Linked DNA regions of Homo sapiens: region 2 is linked to region 1. The links are chromatin loops, found by intact Hi-C in ENCODE. Cell type or tissue: gastrocnemius medialis. All regions are shown on one strand. Each heading gives the region's core, and the rest is flanking DNA. Links, peaks and the distances in the headings are about the cores only.

Region 1 (5,304 bases), core at 51-5,050:
ACTGATAAAACAAATATATGGGGAGCTATGCTAAAATTTTTACCAAAGGGTCAGCAGTAACTATTTTCTCTCCCTGTGTGAAAGAACATTCTAGAAAGGCTTAAAAGAAATTTTTTTTGAGACAGGGTCTTGCTTTGTTGCCCAGGCTTGAGTGCAGTGGCGCAATCACGCCTCACTGAAGCCTCAACCTCCCAGGCTCAAGCAATCCTCCCACCTCAGTCTCCAGAGTAGCTGGGACTACAGGCATGTGCATTAAAAAAAAAAAAAATTGTTGTAGAGGAGTCTCCCTATGCTCCCCCAGCTGACCTCAAAATCCTGAGTTGAAGCAATCCTCCCCACTTGGCCTCTCAAGTTCTGGGGTCACAGGTGTGAGCCACTTTGCCCGGCTTCAAATGAAATTTTTGTTTCACTCAACCTCACTGTTCCTTAACACTGGAAACTTAATTATGTAAATGAATTATGATATATCCATACAATATAATACTATATAGCCAAAGAAAATTAGACAGGCATATGGAAAGACATACAGAGAGAATTAGAGAGAGACTCACTAGTCATCGGTACGAAAAAAAAAAAAAACTGTTAGCTCTTAATATCAGTTATCCCCAAGTGCTAAAATTACAGGTGATTTTTTTAATTTGCTTTTCTTTAGTTTCTAAAACTTATATAATGAACATGTAAGCACACACAAACTCATTTAATTCTTGAGGTTTACAACTTTTCATAGCAGATGGCTTACAAAAACAACTCTGTCTTACTTGCATATCTCAGACCTGGGCACCAAAACGATAGCCGCTAACTACATGTAACTATTTATACTTTTATATTTTTATTTCCTATTTGAGATGGAGTCTAGCTCTGTCACCCAGTGCACTGGAGCAATCTTTGCTCACTACAACTGCAGCCTCCTGGGTTCAAATGATTCTTGTGCCTCCCAAGTAGCTGGGATTACAGGCATGCGCCACCAAGCCTAGCTAATTTTTGTATTTTTAGTAGAGATGGGGTTTTGCCATGTTGGCCAGGCTGGGTCTTGAACCCCTGGCTTCCAGCTATTCACCCGCCTCGGCCTCCCAAAGTGCTGGGATTATAGACATGAGCCACCACACCTGACCTAAACTTTAATTAAAACTGCATATAACTCAAAATTCAGTTATTTGGCCCTACTAGTCACATTCCAAGCACTGAATAGCCACATGTGGCTAGTAGTTGCCGTATCTGAACAATACCTTTTCATCATCACGCAAAGTGCTATTAATAGAGTTGCCCTAACCATGGTTTGATTCAGATCTGTGTAAATAATGAGATGCTATTATTAAACAGTATAAATGTGCTTTCTTTCCTCTTGCCTTTCTGAGCACATGACCTCTGTCATATTCTACTCCTGAAGTACCCTTCTGCCTTGGAAGAATGTGATTTGTTGTAGAAGGACGCAAGGTGGGAGACAAATATAATATTCAGCTTCTGACCCTGAAAAATAGGACCTTTTAAGAAGAAACAGCCTTGCAAATCAGGCCACTTTCTTAAGGAAAGATGCTTTAAATTTCCCTCTCTCTCATTTCAAGCGTTCACTAGACAAGTGTCTTCAACATTTTGCTCACATATCCCAATGCACTTTTGAAAAGCTGTGTATCTTCTTCATCTCTTTTGAATTGACATCTAAAAATGTTCATCATGAATTTAGCCACAAAGATTTACTTTCTGATATTATACACGTCAATGAAATTTTGTCCCTGCATATTTAGTTAATTCAATAAATGGAAATATCTTCCTTATTACCTAATCATAAAAGCCAGTGCTCATTGTTGAAATAATCAGCCAAATTAGTAATCTGCTAGGAAAAGTCTGACTTTGATTTTTTAAATTCATATCAAGGTATTAATTAGGATCCCTTTGATAACTTTCTCACTTCTGGATTGAAATTCAAAGATATCAATGGGTAGGCAATATTCAAATTCAAGTACATAGATTGATAGGTAATAGATGGATGATTGATTGAAAGATAGAGAGATAGATAAGCAGGCCATGCGTTTGTTGCCTGGATAAAATAAGGAGGTGCCTCTTTCAGTATTCCTTTCTATTCTTGCTCTTCTGGTTTTGTTCTTCCTGGACTTGCCCTCAGGAATTAGGCATTCTAGAACCATCCTTTTGCTTGGTGCTCTAGAAATCTTTTACAGTACTCAGAGCAATGTGTTTATAGGATTAAGGAACAGTGAGAGCCAGGCCTGTCTTTTTTTCTCCATCTGTGCTTGTGTATGTGTACTCTTTCTAGATACGTAGATATATGTATATAGATATAGATATATAGATACATGCACAAAATCACACACACATGCCTCTTCCATGTTTATCACTTCTTAAACCTGAGCTATCTTCTGGATTTCATACTAGCCTCCTTCTCTTAATAGCTGAGCTTCTAGAAAAAACTATGAATCCTTTTTTCCTCTATTTCCTCCCCTCAATTCATTTCTCGCTCCAGTGCCATCCAACTTAAACTCTCGCCTCTCAGTGGAAATGGCTACAACCACGACCGCCTAATTCCTGTACTTAATGTACTCTTTTCACTTTTCAAGGGAAATTGTCTTCTTAGGGGTAAATAATACTGTTGAACATTCTCCCTCCCTCTTGATTTCTCTCCTTTCTTGGCTTTTTTGTAATCAAGTTCTCCTGGTTTTCCCATCCCCTTCCCACCCGCCTGCCTTCTTTCTTTACTTCACTCTGTCATTGGTGGTCTCCTCTCACTCCAGTCCTTCTCCCTTCCACCTACACTCAGACCTCCACTACCTCCTAAAGGCTAATGAGCCCTACTCATATATCTCCATCCAGAATTCTCTCCTGACATCCAGATTCGTGTATTCAAATGACTGGACATCTCTACCTGGAGGAAGGCAACTCCATCATCTTTTCCTCAGACGATGTTATTCCCATGTTTGGTAAAAATTCTATCATGTTCCTAGCTGTCAACATTAAAGAAAAAAAATCCAAAATTCAAACATCCAATCACTCACCAATTCCTGATTCTACTTTTCAATTCTTTCTTATATTGTCTCTTCTCTCCATCCACACTGCCATGGTGTTAGGTCAAATTTTAATCATTTTCATCTGAACTACTGTAATAGCCCAATTTGTCACCCATTCTTACATGGTTTATTTTCTAATTAGCCATGTGGCTCATGTCACTTTCTTGTTGACGATTCTTCAAATGTTCGTGTTGCCGCAATGATAAATGCATACAAGAGAGGGCAGTTCCTGGTGAGAGATGTGATCAAGCAGAGATCTTTTTCAGGAGGCTGTCTTTCCTTTAAGACAAGAAGAGGGCTGGAGGCAGGGAGTATTCAGAGGGTAGGTGAAGTTCAAGAGAAATGGAACAGGAAGAAGCTCTTTCAGTAGCCTAGGATCTAGTTTAGACCTTGGGGCCAAGAGCAAAGAGAGAGGTGGGCTGGGTCATGTTTTAGGCTGCTTGCATACGAGACCAGCCAGATATTCAGGAAAGAAAGCCCATGTGAGAATAATGAATATGAAAATACTGAAAAATCTTTTAAGCCCAATAATAGATAATTAGATTTGGAGTTGAAATTCATAAGAAGACAGAACACACTTTACATATAATAATAGCACTAAGCAGAAATAATATCTATCAAAATGGCAACTCACCAATGATAATATTAAATTTGACATTTAAATATAGATTTTCAATGACCATTGACAGTTAATCAGTATCTATAACATCCTTTTTTAGGAAAGGGAAAGGACTTTAGTTATTATTATATTAGTTATGATTATTTAGCCATATTCATCTTAGTATTCATCCTCTCTACTAAATTTGTGGTTTTGCCAAATATATCTTCAATTTCCAAAAAAAACAGTTTTAAGCCTATGAATTTTTAATAACAGTTTATGTGAACCCTTAGGTGTTTCTGAGAATATTAATTTTAAAATTATTTCATTCCTTACATTATCTCTGTTTCTTCTGAAGTCAGTTCTGCTAGTTCATGTGGGTGTGTGTCTTTAACATGGTTAGTATTCCTTAAATATATAGTGATCTTTGTTTAAATTTATGAATGAAGGACTGGACTGATTAGTTAAAGTGACTGATTAAGATTATCCTTCAAGGATTTGTATCAATCTTTCCCCAGTTGGCTTATTTCTTTCCCTGTAAACAATATTATTTAAATTTGGCACTTTAAAAAATATATTTGAACTTTAATAGGAATTATATTATATATCTATTTCTGCAAGTTTTTATTTTGTTCAACATATTTGTGATATGTATTGATATTGACGAATACATTGCCAAAATACATTGATTTTTCACTGCTGCAATGTATAACATAGTGTGATTCCAGTAAGGATTTGAGATCTTTTTAATTTTTTGGCTGTGATAACAAATGATTCCATTAATGGGTTTATAATAGGTCTCCTCTATTCCAAACACACATTACAATTCGCTTTTTAAAAAATATTATATTTAGGATGACATTTAGAGTCAAGTTAAATTTATTGTAGAACTATCCTTTATATAAAAATATTCAACAAGACCTAGGCAAGATGGCCAAATAGGAACAGCTCTGGTCTGCAGCTCCCAGTGAGATCGACACAGAAAGTGGGTGATTTCTGCATTTCCAATTGAGGTACCCATCTCATCTCATTGGGACTTGTTAGACAGTGGGTACAGCCCACGGAGGGCAAGCAGAAGCAGACTGGGGCGTCACCTCACTTGGGAAGCACAAGGGATCAGTGAAATCCCTCCCCTAGCCAAGGGAAGGGGGAGTGTGGGACTGTGCCATGAGGAACAGTATACTCTGGCCCAGATACTACACTTTTCCCACGGTCTTTGCAACCCGCAGACCAGGAGATTCCCTCAGGCGCCCACACCACCAAAGCCATGGGTTTCAAGCACAAAACTGGGGGGCCATTTCAGCAGACACCCAGCTAGCTGCAGGAGTGTTTTTTTCATACCCCAGTGGTGCCCGGAATGCCAGCGAGACAGAACTGTTCACACTCCTGGAAAGGAGGCTGAAGCCAGGGAGCCAAGTGGTCTAGCTCAGCAGATCCCACTCCCACGGAGCCCAGCAAGCTAAGATCCACTGGCTTGAAATTCTCGCTGTGAGCATAGCAGTCCAAAGTCGACCTGGCATGCTCAAGCTTGGTGGGGGAGGGGAGTCTGCCATTACTGAGGCTTGAGTAGGTGGTTTTCCCCTCACAGTGTAAACAAAGCCTCCAGGAAGTTCGAACTGGGCGGAGCCCACCACAGCTCCGCAAAGCCACTGTAGACAGACTGCCTCTCTAGATTCCTCCTCTCTGGGC
Region 2 (5,304 bases), core at 72-5,071, 47 kb after region 1:
CACAAGAAATGTAAGCCCACCAAGATAGTATTTTCTTAACATGGCTCTAATATTTACATCAATCATATTTGTAAACCACATCCTCAGCCCAAACATCTCAGAAAACTAGCTTCCCTAAAACCATTAGCACTTTCTAAGGAGAACTGAATGGACTATACACCTTAAAGCCACAAGACCTGTCCAGGAACACTGGCTCACGCCTGTAATCACAACACTTTAGGAGCTCGAGGTGGGAGGATCACTTGAGGCCAGGAATTAGAGACCAGCCTGAACAACATAGCAAGATCCTGTTTCCACTGGAAAAAAAAAAAAAAAGCTGGATGTGGTGGTGCATGTGTGTAGTCCCAGCTACTCAGGAGGCTGAGGTGGGAGGATTGTTTGGGCCCAGGAGTTCAAGTCTGCAGTGAGTTATGATCACACCACTGCACTCCAGCCTGGGCAACAAAGCAAGATCCTGCCCCCCGAACCAAAAAAAAGAAAAAAAAAAAACCATGAGATCTCTTTGGAGGACATAGCCTGCCTCATGTGCTACTGAAACCAACCAAACCAAACAGCACAACTGCCAGCATCCAGTTTTTTTTTTTTTTTTTTTTGCAATAACTAAAGTCACTGAAGATCTTAAGGGAAAGGCAATTTACTATAAGGATTAAGCAGTATGTCAGGTTGCCCCATGGAGGAAGGGAAGTCAGACCTCCCTAGAGCTGCAATTGGCTGTCAGCCTTCCTTGCAGGCTCACTGTCTCTATCTGGGGCTTGGGAGCCATCATCTATGCACGTCTACTCCATTCTTCTGTCCCTGAAGGTCAACTTCCACAGATACTGCCCGTAACCACCAATCTCAAATTTATAAGGGAATAATAGCCTAGGCTAGGTAGAGTCTTTCAATCCCAATTCCAAGTTCCTGGGAGAGAGATCCAGTGGGACTGGCTTGAGACAGGTGGACACTCCTGGTCTAATTAGTTATGGCCCCAGGAAAGACGGGGATGGGGTATGGAGGCTTCCAGGTACTGACTGCAGGTGGGATAGGAACGTGGGAAAAATTCTAAGACCGTGGGATTGAACACAGATGCACAACAATAAATGATGCAGTATGGAAGTGCTCAGAAAGCCCGTAGCATTTGTGACTGTTTTGGAATTGCATGGTGGTTAGCAGGTGCTCCTCACAATCTTTGCCTTGCAAAAATTTATTCCTTGATTTAACCCACTGCCACTATGACCAGCACTACTGGTTGATTCACCAAAAATTGGTTAAATAATTGTCTTAGTTGTTTTGATGAATCTTTCTTAAATGTACGTATAGGTCACAGTCATTTCAATTTTTAATGTTGGAAGTGTTGGGGTCTTCATTTAGAAGTCTGGTGATATTTTTGTGACCAGAAAAATGCCATAGGAACTTAATTCTTGTTTATATCAGTTAGTCTATAGGAAAACTGGTTTTGTTACATGTTGTTTTGCTTAAAGTCACAATTTTTGAGAATCTGTTGATGATATTGAATGAAGACTTACTGTACTAGGTTCCTGAATGTGATGCATAAAACATATTTTATGTTACATTATCCATTCTTATAATTTAATGGGAGTAGTGTCAGTAGACAGTCACATCAACCTACCAAATTGTTTCATTATTTAAGCAGAATAATGATAATCATAGTAATAATTAAATTTTCTGTAACATTTTAATGAAAATTTTCGAACAGAAAAGCTTTAAGAATTGTACAATGATTGCACACAAACCTCCCTACATCCACCACCTGGAGTCTCTAATTAACATTCTGCCACATTCGTTTTATTACATATTTCACCATCTATTCATCCATCTATCCAGCCATAAGTCTATCTCATTTTTGAAACAAATACATTTATAGTGCTTTACAGATGACAAGTGAAAACACAGAATGTCTTTTGGAAAATTTCTGAACACATTTTTCAGTGTACCTATTTACATTAAAATCCATATTTATCCAACAGGTATTTATTAACCGTTCATACGGGTAAGGTACTGGGCTAAGTGCTGTGAAAGACACTAGGATGAATAAGGCCTGTCACTTAAAGTGCAGAAGTGGAAACAATACAGTAAGATAACAGCTCTGGGTGAGACACAAGATCTATTGATCCTTACTAAGAAAGTGAAAACATGTTGACTTTTTAAAGATCTTTCCTAATGATGGCAAAGGTGGTAAGCAGGATTCTGGTATTTTTCTTTTGATGCCAGCTATTGAGAAAATTATTTTTTCTGATTACAAAAGCAAGACTTAGACAAAGAAGACAAATTGGCAAATGTAGAAATGCAGGCAGAAAAATCAGTCAATTCAGAGAAAACTCCTGAGAGCAATTTGTGTGTTTATTTCTAGTGGTTTTTTTTAAAGATGGTAGGTACATCTTTAAAAACTGGGATCATAGATAACAGTTTTTAATCCTGTCATGATTTTATACAATATTAAATATTATACATTTTATTCCTTGCTATTAAATATACTTTTCAGGCTGGGTGCGTTGGCTCACACCTGTAATCCCAGCACTTTCGGAGGCCAAGGTGGGCGGATTACCTGAGCTCAGGAGTTCAAGACCAGCCTGACCAATATAGTGAAACTCTGTCTCTACTAAAAATATAAAAATTGGCCGGGCTTGATGGCGGGCACCTGTAGTCTCAGCTACTTGGGAGGCTGAGACAGGAAAATTGCTTGAACGCTTGAACCCCGTAGGCGGAGGTTGCAGTGAGCCAAGATCGCGCCACTGCACTCCAGCCTGAGCCACAGAAGTGAGGCTCTGTCTCAAAAAAAAAAAAAAAAAAAAAAAAAAAAAAAAAAGGCATCATAGATGTCAACAGCTTTTAAGTTGTAAAGCTTTTGACGTTTTAAAGTTTTCAGCATTCCACCGAGCAGCAGGTCTCACTATCTCTTACCTCCCATGCATGTATACTTGGATGCATTCCTAACAACGTACAATAGGTGGTGACAGTTACATCTGCTTTAAAACTGTCCTATTTCTTCAAAAAATGAGTTTGAAGATGTTTTTGTTTTGGACACTCACTAATATAAATATGCAAAAATAATTCTTAAGGGCAAGCGATACAGACAGAAGGCTCCTGGAACACGCTCTCATGGCTATGGAATTTCCAGCGTGGCCAGAAAGGACAGCAAGGAGCTGTGTGCAGTGGCGGCTGGCACTAGATGACGATGACAACATCACGGCTACTCACCAGTTTGGTGATACCCCCGTGCTGCCTCACCACCCGCCGTGCTCTTTTAAACTTGGCAACATTCGCGATAGTCTCGGCTGCCAAACATTTTAGACTCTTGTGTGGAGAATCAAGTATATTCACCATAATTGGTAAGCCCCCAAGGTCAACAATATTCTGTCTGATTTGAGGATTATGACTGATTTCCTTCAGTATTTTTAATGAACCAATCTGTGTGAGAAAAAAAAAGATGAGTGGCGAATATGTAACCCGTGCTATGTTTTTAAAAATTCCGAGTATACCTAAAATCCTTCCCCAGTTAAGTTTTTTAAGAAATCATTTCCATTCCCAGAGGTTACACACATCTGGCATATTCTCTTTCATTTAAGTAAACAATCCTCATTCAGGAAGCATGAGAGATGAATGGAGAAGAGCAAAAAAAGAAGAAAAGTAGAAAAAAGAGAAAGCTCAGTGAACAGAATCAGCAGGTCATCAGCAATAATAGCAGATAAAGACAAGAACCAGGCAACGAGGCATGGCAGAAACCTAGAGCTAAGAAGAGAGCCCAGGAAGGTGGGAACAAGACTCCGCATCCAAGGTGACAGAGCCACTCACCTTACATTTGACTTCATCGGTTTCAAGCAAATTTATCAGCACTTCCAGGCCTCCAACATCTCTGATGGCCAACTGGCAGGTTTCTTGAGCTAAGCTGAAATCCCTCATTGAACACAACGCAATCACTGTAGCTGTTTGATTTCCTCCCTACAAAGATGCAATGCCAGAGAAAGGTTAAGGAACACCGCATTCCCATAGAAATGCACTAAGTAGTTACGAATCCATGAACTGGAAAACATGTCTCTGAGTGGGCTAGAATTTGTTAAATGAATCAGGTAGAGCCGAAGCATGGAAAAGCTGTACAGAGCATCATAAAACATTGTTCCAATTAAGATTCAACATTTAAAGGCAGGCTGTCTCCTTTAAACAGCTTTAACATCAGGTGGTATTCATCTATTAAAGAGTCATGGGGACAGCCTTGAGAGGCTGACTGAGGAATGCAAGATGTACACAGAGCTAAGAGATGGTTCCCCCAGTTCTTGAACAGGGTATTGCATAATGCAAAGCACGTCTGAAAATTATTCCTACAGATGTGCATAGAACAGTCCGGAATAGGGAGAACTCAGAGAAAAGGAAAACGTGCAGGAAGCAGCACCGCAATCCATACTGGAACCTAGAGTAGGTGGTTTGAGGGCCGTGGGATTGGGAAAAGAGAGGCAATTCCAGCAGGACCTGCAAATGAATGGGATGGGCAGGACGAAGAAGAAAGCAAGCTTCACTGTGGTGAGCAAAATCCTGGCTGAACGCAGAGTCTTGCAAACCAATGTCTTCTTGGTGAATCGCTACATGTAAAGAGTAGTAGTGAGATGCTCCTTCAGGATTAAAAAACAAAACCCAAAAGATTAAAAATAAAAAAGAATGATCAGTAAACCAGACCTGCCAGGAGATTAAAATCAGAATTCACTGCAGGAACTCTTAGACAATGTCCACTGGTCATTTCTGCTTTGAAAATCTTCTAAGGAGTAGTGCATATTACCACTACTGCTATTCAGCTGGCTGATAAGAGTTCTGGCATCAGCACTAAAGTAGCGCATCACACACAAAAGCAAGAAGGCTGTTCATTTTTGTAAAAGGTGCTGGTAATAGACAAGCCTTTGATCCCTGCTTCAAACATAGTACCAATGTTTTAAGGGAAGACACCTTAAATTATGTTTATTTCCATTTATTAAGCATTATATTTCCATTATCTATTGTGTATATATATATAATTATGTATACAAATAGATTATATATATAATAGATAAGGTAAACATTGTCTATTTTATAAATTTATTCATTATCTACTGCCCATTATCTATTGTATAATTTTAAAATGTATTTTTAAATATATAAAATATTCTACATTATGTTTATATATAAATTTAAAAGTTTAAATATATTACATATAATATATAAATATAAAAAATACCAATATAAAAATGTATATTTCTATATATAAATAGATAACATATAATAGGCTTAGCACAGCTCGTGGAAATTCCATACCAGCTGCCAAACTCCCTCCTCCATAGC

What was found. Hi-C counts contacts between places; a loop is a spot of excess contacts. Peaks named below come from ENCODE experiments on the same cell type or tissue, not always from the same donor. Only the 100,000 strongest peaks of a DNase experiment are listed, where the experiment ranks them.
Region 2: it touches region 1 in a loop (5-fold over the local background); 1 of 110 quality-filtered maps calls a loop at or near these places.

Annotation. Positions count from the first base shown.
Region 1 is chr10:27,894,477-27,899,780 of GRCh38, forward strand. All of the region lies in intron 17 of ODAD2 (outer dynein arm docking complex subunit 2), which reads right to left. Among named protein-coding and RNA genes, the nearest start is that of ODAD2, 100 kb to the right of the region's middle. In gastrocnemius medialis, for the core only: no CTCF peak of the experiment used is centred there; no DNase peak of the experiment used is centred there.
Region 2 is chr10:27,941,024-27,946,327 of GRCh38, forward strand. It overlaps ODAD2 (outer dynein arm docking complex subunit 2), which reads right to left. Exons shown (of 20, transcript NM_018076.5): 11 at 3,793-3,939; 12 at 3,199-3,408. Among named protein-coding and RNA genes, the nearest start is that of ODAD2, 55 kb to the right of the region's middle. In gastrocnemius medialis, for the core only: no CTCF peak of the experiment used is centred there; a DNase peak (open chromatin) is centred at 3,162; H3K27me3 peaks cover 273 bases.